Linked DNA regions of Mus musculus: region 1 is linked to region 2. Evidence: chromatin contacts called from ENCODE Hi-C or POLR2A ChIA-PET data. All regions are on one chromosome and are shown on one strand. The core of a region is the stretch at or near the end of the contact, and the rest is flanking DNA. Distances in the headings are between cores, read along the strand shown.

Region 1 (4,981 bases), core at 237-2,736, 480 kb after region 2:
CTAAGTGAGACCCTATTTCACAAAGAAACCACTCCAGGACTTCAGAGTGCCAGCGACACCCAGTGAGTGAGCCATGACAGCCGGGTATTAGGTCCGGAGGAATATGAGGCTCAGAAAGTTCAAGCCACTTGCCTAGGTCACAGGGGCATGGATGATACAGTCACGCTGTCTGGATGCCCTGGGGGGGGGGGGGGGTTTCCCTAACCTCATCTCCCTCCCCCAACCCCCAGGGATAATCTGGGAATGTGACTCCATCTGCTGGTTCCAAGTCCCCATAGCCCTCCCTCTTGAAGGCTTCCTGCAGCAAGAAGCTATGAGCAGAGACAAACAAGGGGAATGCCCCTCATCAGCACTGCTGGATAAACAGATCCCTGACTATTGCAGCGGAGCCCTGGCTCAGGCAGGCCAGAGGTTCTACAGTGTCCTAGCAAGCTGAGCAGACCCCTCTACAGCCTTAATTCACACAAAGACCAAAGAGGACCATGCAAGGACCTAGACAGGGCCATCCATGCAAACGTGCTTTAAATTATTGTTTGTTTTTTAAATATAAACAGAATCTAGAGAAATGTTTCAGCAGTGAAGAGCGCTTGCTGTTCTTTCAAATGACCCGTGTTCAGTTCCCAGCACCCTAGTCAAGTAGCTCAGCTACTTTTAACTCCTGTTCCAGGGAATTCTATGCCCTCCTGTAGCTTTTGTGGGCACCTGAAAGAACTGCACATACCCACACAAAGGCACACATATGTACACGTATTTTCTTTTTTAGTGTGAAAGATAATCATGAAGCATCAGAGAACTGGCAAGGACCTGTTCCATTTCCAGAAGTTCAGGCTAGGAGGGTGGGCGCACGGCTCAGCGGCTCAGTGTGGGTCACCCAGACCCACACAGGTCTGAAGTCCCTTCTCAGCTACTGTGTCTATTCATCAAGGACTACTCAGCCTTGACCAAGCATCTGAAGTTGCCAGGGATCTTCTCTAACCAGGTCACGGGCGGTGCAGTGGACTGAGCAACGCCTTATTACTCTTTATAAAAGGTAGCTGTGGCTTTGGATGAATAGAGAAAGACAAAGAAAGGAGAGGAGGCGGAGAACCTCCCGGGGCCAAGCTGTCCCTGCCTCTGACTGGGGTCCTGGGGTAAGGACCAGTCAGAGCTGGAAAGGGTAGGAGTCTGGGGACTGAGAACATGTCTGGCCAGCCCGTGTGCCACGATGGCTCCTGTGGACACAGGCTGGGGTCCAAGAGCGAGCCTGGCAGTAGGCTAAGACAAGTCCTCGCTGCAGAGGCAGCTGTGGCATCCGATCCGGACCCGCAAAGCCTTCTGGATCTTTCGGGCCGACCTGTCCCCACACGCGGGACCAGAGAAGAGTGTGGAGGAGAGGCCAGGCTCAGCCTCGGGAAGGGAAGACCCAGCCAAGCATGGGGGCCGCTGCACCCGCACTTACTGTCGCTGCCGCTGCTACCTCCACCAGGTCCAAGGCGCTGGGCCACTGTGACCAGAGCTCAGCCAGGCCGGGCTCCGCCCTTGTCCTCCCAGCCCCGCCCTCCTTTTCTCAGCTCACCACGCCCCGTTCAGCGCTTCCGGGTTTGCCGACTCCTCCCTCTGGCCCCGCCCCCACGCGCGCCTCTTCCTGGCCTACGGCAGTAACTGCAGGCGTCCAATTGCAAAGTGAAAAAAGTGTGGCTTTGGAACAGGTCCTGCCTGACTCCCTATTGGTATCCACCGCCTCATTCCCTAGGGTGCCCCACAGCCCCCTGCTCCCCCTCAATACTTCCAGAGCAGGATGTACCAGCAAGATGAACTTGGCCTCCCAGCCTAGGTGGAGAGCCGCAGAGAGAGCTTGAAGCTATTTGGTGGCAGTGAGCGAGGCCAGAGTGAGCAGATTTGTGTTGGAGGGGCAATCCAGATGCCACATCTGCAGAAGAGAAACTTTTGGGAGACTCTGAGATCAAAGTTCAGGAGAGAGCTGAAGATGGCTCCTGTACAGCTCCGAGTGCAGAGTGGGGGTTACGGAACCGATGTGCTTTGTTTTTGTTTTCTTTTTGAGAGAGAGAGAGAAAAGTGGGGAACCTAAGGAAACACCCAAGAGTGGCAGAAGTTTGGGCTTCCTTTCTACCCAATCCCTTACCACTGGGGGGTGACTTCCTCCGCTGCCCTGCAGGGGACGTGTAGGTGTCACCTACCACCCGCACTTGGGAGGCTCTGGGGTTTAGGCTCACCTTAGCTACATAGTGGTCAGCCCAGGTTACTTGAGACCCTGGCGGCGTTAGGGTTGGAGTATACATGCCTGCGCTGTCCTTACAGATCACCTGAGGAGAGGAGGTAAGGACAGGAGGGGAAAAGAAAGAGGCAGAGTAGGAGTTGGCTGATGTCCTGCGCTAGACCAGAGAAAACGTGGGCACAAGCAAGGCTGGTGTGGGCCAGTCCCAGAGACCAGCTGGGGACTTACTGATGCCAAAGCTTAGTAGGCTTCTTTTCATAAGTGTGAAGGGGGAAAAAATAGAATTTTCTCTACCCATCATGGTTCCTAGTTGGCAAAGGATCCCTAATATCAAACACAGAAGAAAAACAACAGGCTTTTAATAATGTGTAACACAGACACACACACACTTGCCCACTCACACACATACACATGCACACTTTTAGACACACTCACATATATGTATACATGCACCCATGCACACATGTACATATGCACACACATCAGACATGCATACCCACATACACACGTGGGTGAGGCTCAGAGAAATGAGTAAATCTCAAAACATGGCCTAAATACCAGCCTCAACTGCAAGGGGAACACGTGAGGTCTGGAATTCGGCTCTGTGGGAGAGCAGAAGCTAGCATGCTCCAAGCCGTGGGCACACTCCCTACAGGGCACAGAGGAGGCAAAGGTTACCTCAGGATCAGAAAAAGCACAGCAAACAAGAAGGTAGCCTGGGCGGTTCTCCTTGTCTCCCTGTGTCCTTTGCTGTGATAAAACCCCGGAGTAAAACTGACTTGGGACGGAAAGGGTTAATTTCATCTTAGAACTCCACTGAGGGGAATCGGAGCCAAAACTGAAGATAGGAAGCTGGAAGCAAGAATTAAAGCAGACACCAGGAAGAAACTGAGGCTTACAGGACTTGATCTCTCGGTGGTAGAAACTCAGGAGTTAGGGAACTCCTGGAGGCAGGAACTGAGACAGAAGCCGTGGAGTAAAGTTGCCCTCTGGTTTGCTTTAATACAAGCCAGGGCCACCTACAAGGCATAGCTATAAAAGTACCTTTCATTGGCCTAATGTAATTGTTGTCTCAGAGGTTTACTGCCTCTGTCTGCTAACCTAGGCCTAGTCTTGGAAGCTTCTAGCCTCTGTACAATCTTACCTAGGCCTAGAATGTTTACAGCCTCTGAGACTGCTGAATTTCAAGCTCACCCTTTCCTAGTTTTTTTTTCTGAGTTCTGGCTGTCTGGTTCAACTCAGCTATTCTGGCTCAAAGTCCTCTCTACACTGACTGACTCAATCTGGCTTTTCTAGGCTTCTCCTGAATTGCTCTGCTCAGGCTCATACTAACTTCAGCAATCTGTTCTGGTCCTTGGGCTCCCTCTCATTCTCTGGTTCCTTCTGTCTTCACCTGTGTCTGGCTTGTTTTCCCTCTGCAACCTGTCTCTGGACAACTGTCCCAGTAAGGACTGTCTTCCTCCCCTCTTCCTCTCTGCATTGCTCTCTCTTAAGTAGCCTCTCTTTTCTCTCTGTTCTTGTGAGAGTTGGGCAGATCCTATTCTGTCAAATCTTTCTCTGATTCATCACTTTGTCTGCCACTCAATAAGATATCACTTTCAAACATGGGTGCTACCTTCTCCAAACTAACTTTACCTTCATTGTTTTGGATTAAAGGTGTGTACTAAGGGCATGTCTGCATTCCAGCCAGAGGGATTAAAGGTGTGTACTAAGGGCATGTCTGCATTCCAGCCAGAGGGATTAAAGGTGTGTACTAAGGCTGAGTCACACCACAACTAGAAACAGATTTTTCCAGTAAACCACACAATCTCGGGGTTCACAGTGTGATCAAGTATCCTGCAACACACGACACTATCCCCAGTGGGTCAATCACTAGTTAAGAAAATGCCCCATAGATTTGCCTACAGACCAATCTGATGGAAGAGGGTTTTTTTCAGATGACTACAGATTGTGTCCAGTTAACAAAATACTTAGGCAGTTTTGGGGAATTCAGGTTGAGTGGGCCCATAAAAAGTATTTGGGTCCTCACTTTCCAAGACTGTAGGTCTGCCTGCTCTCCCTTTTCTGCCCTTACTGGATGTCTTAGTTTACTTTTCTGTTCCTGTGATCAAATACCATGGACAAAGCACTTTAAGGGAGAAAGGGGTTAGGCCACAATTCTATTTCCTGCCCATCTTGGCAGGGAAATCAAGGCAGCAAGAGCCAGCAGCAGCAGGTTACATTCCATCTGAAGTCAGCAGAGAGTAGTGCACGCATGTGCTCAGCTAGCTTTCTTCATCCTTATACAGTTCAAGATTTCCCTGAGTAGGGAATGGTGCCACCCATCATGGGCTGGGTCCCCCCACTTCAATCAGTGTAGTTTAAATATTGCATCACAGACATGGCTGGAGGCCCATTTGCTGTGCTTCTAACTTCTGTGTGGTTGACAATAAACAGCGTTCATTATACCTGGGATCTTTTTTTTTTTTTTTTTTTTAACTACATGGCCTTTCCCCATGACTAGCCCATGTAGAGAATGAGACTGTGGAGTGTGCAGTCCTAAATGGGATGTATATAGAACACCCTTCCCTCTGAGACTCAGGGATCACTGACAGAGTATAGAAACATGATAAAAGCCAAAGGTGGTAAATGTGGCAAGCACACAGTGTTCTGTTCTGAGGCACAACAGGGATGCTACACACATGAACCCACAGTGGTTATGATAGCAGGCTGTGGTAGTTTAAATTAGTGTGGCCCCCATAGACTCCTGTGTTTGGATGCTTGTCC
Region 2 (4,380 bases), core at 1,354-3,853:
GGGCCTGGAACTCTACATCTTCCTGCTTCAGTCTCCCAAGTGCTGGGGTCACAGGCACCATCTACCATGCCAGCCTGGTAGTGACTTTTTGCTTTTGAGACAGGGGCTCAACTGTGTAACCTTGGCTGATCTAAAAGCTTGCTTTGTAGTCCAAGCTAGCTTTGAACTCATAGGAATCTATCTGCCTCTGCCTCCCAACTGCTGCGATTAAAGGCACCCCCAACCCAGACTAATCAGCCTAATAATAATAATAATAATAATAATAATAATAATAATACAGTATTTCATTGCTAATTATGTGTGTGTGTCTGTGTGGAATGTGTACATGAGTGCAGGTGTACCAGGAGGTGCCACATTTCTTGGAGTTGGAGTTGAAGGTGGTTGTGACACCCCCTGACCCCGTGGGTGCTGGGAATTGAATGTTGTCCTCTGCAAAGGCATCAAGTGTTCTTAACAACTGAGGGAATCCCCACCCCCCACTACCTAGAACCAAGTTGTTTATTTATTTATTGGTTTTTTCGAGGCAGGGTTTCTCTGTATAGCCCTGGCTGTCCTGGAACTAACTTTGAAGACCAGGCTGGCCTTGAACTCAGAAATCTGCCTGCCTTTGCCTCCCAAGTGCTGGGATTAAAGGCATGAGCCACTACACCCGGCTAGAACCAATTTATTTTATTTATTTATTTTTAAAAATACATTTACCTTTATTTTATGTGCATTGGTGTGTTGTCTGTATGCATGTCTATGTGAGAGATCCTGGAGTTACAGAAAGTCGTGAACTGTCCTGTGGGTGCTGAGATTTGAACTTGGGACCTCTGGAAGAGCACTTGGTGCCTTCAACCACTGAGCCATCTCTCCAGCCCCCAGAACCAATTTTTGAAATGTTATTTTACTGTTTTTTTTTTTTTTTTTTTGAGACAGAGTCTTACTATGTGGCTTAGGGGCCCTAGAGATCCTCCTGCCTCTGCCTCCCCCATGCTAGGACTAGAAGCGTGGGCATGCATGCTTGTCTTTATCTTCCATCCGTCACGAGTCTATTACACAGCATCTGTTCTTTCTCCAAGCAACACAAGTTGCCTAAAATACATTTTTATTGTTTTTTTTTTCCTCTTTTTTTTCTGCTTACACACTCAGACTTCCATTCTCCCTGCCTTCTCACCAACACTGATTCAGAGACCTCTGAGTCTATCTTGCAGTCTGCAGTTCCCAAGATCACAAATAAAGGCGTCTCTCGTTTGCCGTTTTCTGAGTTTGTATTGATTGACAACTGCAGAATGGCAGCCTGTGAATTTGAATCCTGAGTGTAAAGATGTAGGCAAATCTGTAACCTGTTTGTGCTTGAGTCTCATCTGTTAGCACGGCACGAATCACAATAAATGGGGGCTGGAGATGCCACTCAGTTGGTAGAGTCATTGCCCGACATGAGTTGAAGGCCTGGGTTTGGTTCCTAGAACCAAACAGAACATGTATGGTAGCACAGGCAGGCAGATCAGGATTTGGAAGTGACTGAAGTTCGAGGACTGCCTGAGATACACGAATCCTCAGCTGCACAGCCAGTTGTCAGCCTCTTTGGGCTACAGGAAACCCTGTCTTAAAAAACTAACCACTAGCCGGGCGTGGTGGCCCACGCCTTTAATCCCAGCAGGCAGACAGATTTCTGAGTTCGAGGCCAGCCTAGTCTACAAAGTGAGTTCCAGGACAGCCAGGGCTATACAGAGAAACCCTGTCTCGAAAAACCAAAACAAACAAACAAACAAACGAACAAAAAAACTAACCAAAAAAACTAATCACCGCCAGGCGTGGTGGCACACACCTTTAATCCCAGCAGCACTCGGGAGGCAGAATCAGGCAGATTTCTGAGTTCGAGACCAGCCTGGTCTACAAAGTGAGTTCCAGGACAGCCAGGGCTACACAGAGAAACCCTGTCTCGAAAAACCAAAAACCAAACCAAACCAAACCAACCAACCAACCAAACAAAAAACCCCTAACTACCACTGTACAAGGGTCAGGCAGAAGAATTACATGTTCAGAGACTTTCTGGGGAATTTGGTGACACCCTCTTTCAAAAATAAAGTAAGGAGTGAGCTGGGAGGGTGGGGGGAATGGTGGTGTGCAGCTTGGAGGTACAACACTTGATATCAAGTATAATGCCTTGGGTTCAATACCGGCGACTGCAAACAAAAATCCCTGCTCCCGCCCCCCAACCCCCAACCATTCTCCAAGGGGTTGAGGCAGAAGGTTGAGAGTTCCAGGTCTGCTGCGACACTGAATTGTCGACCAGCAAGGCCATAGTGACTCGGCATCTCAAAAACAAATAGTAATACTTAAAAGATGCTGGGGCTCAGGGGTGGGGTGGGGTGGGGGAGCACAAGATGCAGTTCAGGGCTTGGTACCAGCCCTGGGCTGGATTCCTCACATTGCAAAGGTAAAGAGAGGCGTTAGATACCGTTCGGCGCCTGACCTTGATTTAATCACCAGATATGGTTTTCTTTTATTACCACCACCCGCGCCTTCCCGCCACCTTCCCTGGGCGTTTTCAGCCTGCTCCTCTTCGCACCCTCCCTCCCCGCAGGCGCGCTGCGCGACGCTGAGTCAAGCTGCGCCCAGTTTGGGCGGGGCCCGCGCCTGCGCACTGGCGTCTGCGGCGAGGTTGGGGGGTAGATTTATATTCGTCTGGTCAGCTGACGTTCTGCATTGCAGCCTGCGAAGTGAAGCGGCGCCATGTACGCCCTCGCCCTCTTCGCCAGCCTTCTGGCCACCGGTGAGCTTAGAAGGGTCCCCTGGTCTGGTAGAGAAGAACGCTATAGCGTCCCCTGGGTCCCGGGAACCGGGCAGTCCTGCGGTACCGGCCTCGCCCTCCGCTCGCTTCCCGGGGCGCGCTTAGGCAGGCCTCGCTGTGCGCAGGCGCAGATCGGGGCTGGTGGCGGAGGGGGACCTGTTCCAGATTCTCTGCACTGGGGGACCACTGGGAGGTGGGAGAGACGTCTTGTCCTGTGTGTGCAGGCCTTGTGCAAGGCCTTGCGGGTGACTGCGGTTCTCCCTGGGATGGAGGTTGGGAGAGGTCACTCGATGACCTCTTCCGTCGCTGTGTTGACTCTATCCTGGTGTAGGTGATAGACATGGCCTTGAAGCCCCATCCTGCAGGTCAGGTCGGCCCGTGACCTCTGTCCCAGACTGCACTCGTATGGGAGTTGCAGGAAGCGTCTTTGTGTCTGCCCCGGGCCGGGGGGTGATTTTTTTGGCTTCTGTGTGAACTCAGGAGCGTAGTAGGTCTTGGAGGGAATTGTGTAGTCCCGATTGCATTGGAACTCTTAATTTTTTTGTTTGATCTGGCAAAGCCATTGGCCAGCCTTTATTTTATAGCAAGTGTTTCTAAAATGATTTTTCTTAAAAGCACTGCAGGTTGGCAAGGCAGCGCCAGGGGACTCACACTTGGAAGGCATAGGTAGGAGGATTTTGAATTTGAGGTCAGCCTGTGCTACACAGAAAGCTCAAGGCTAGTCTGGACTGTGTATGAGATTTTTTTTTTTTTTTTTTTTGTGCAAGAAAAATGAAAAGAAACGCACTTGGTCCTGCTTGCTCTGTGTCATACATAACTCGTGAGTTCTGATTCACCCACACCACCAAAACCAGACTTCTTTTTCTCTCTCTCTGTAGTATGGGCCATTGAACTTGGATCGTAACACACGGTAAACGAACATCCTCTACTGAGTCACACTATACCCCTTACCTGTTTCCTTGGAAAAATTATTTCTAATACACATGTAGTTCATTTGACTGCCAGTCTAGTTAACTGGGTTCCTTCTTCCTTCTTAGGTAGATGGGAGGACCCTGATGGCCTTGGTCTAAAACTCCAGGCTCTGTGCCTCACGTCAAGGTCATACTGAAGAATGGTAGCTTGTCTTGACTGTCCACCATTGAGTTGTTGGTTGTCTATGATGACTGCAAACCACGTGTGCTCCCTGAGGCTCTTAGGACTTATGGGCTCAGTGTGGCACTACTGTAGTTCAGGGTGCCACTCATAGCTTGCCTTTTAATGATGTTCTGGGTGCTTAGAATGTTCCAGGTCCCGTCTAGTCTTCACAAAGCCCTGGAGGTACAGACACTTGGTTTTGGTTACTCTCCAGCCCTCCAGCCTGACTGCCTTTCCCACCTAGACAGAAAACAAAGAATGCCAAAAGAATGAAAGGCCAGTTTAACCTCTGCCCATTTTCAGGCCCCATGGTAGAGGGAGAGCTCTGACTCCGGTGGGTTTTCTTTTGATCTCCAGAAACAAATGTAGATGTGCGTGCACCCCACCACACACACACACACACACACACACACACACACAAGCCTAACCAGCAGGGGACATCATTTGCTGCCTGCAGTGGTAGCCCCCCG

The links. Hi-C counts contacts between places; a loop is a spot of excess contacts on that map. ChIA-PET counts read pairs that join two places held with the same protein, here RNA polymerase II (POLR2A).
Region 1: POLR2A ChIA-PET joins it to region 2 with 10 read pairs in Patski. The contact joins the promoter of Slc29a3 here to the promoter of Psap in region 2. A Hi-C loop is called at or near these places in 1 of 37 maps with a recorded cell type or tissue (v-Abl transformed pro-B cells). POLR2A ChIA-PET finds 5 or more read pairs at or near these places in 1 of 5 experiments (Patski).

The regions. Positions count from the first base shown.
Region 1 is chr10:60,751,296-60,756,276 of GRCm38, forward strand. It overlaps Slc29a3 (solute carrier family 29 (nucleoside transporters), member 3), which reads right to left and starts at 1,487. Exons shown (of 6, transcript NM_023596.3): 1 at 1,439-1,487. The coding sequence starts at 1,439.
Region 2 is chr10:60,275,025-60,279,404 of GRCm38, forward strand. Psap (prosaposin) reads left to right here and starts at 2,604. Exons shown (of 15, transcript NM_011179.3): 1 at 2,604-2,758. The coding sequence starts at 2,719.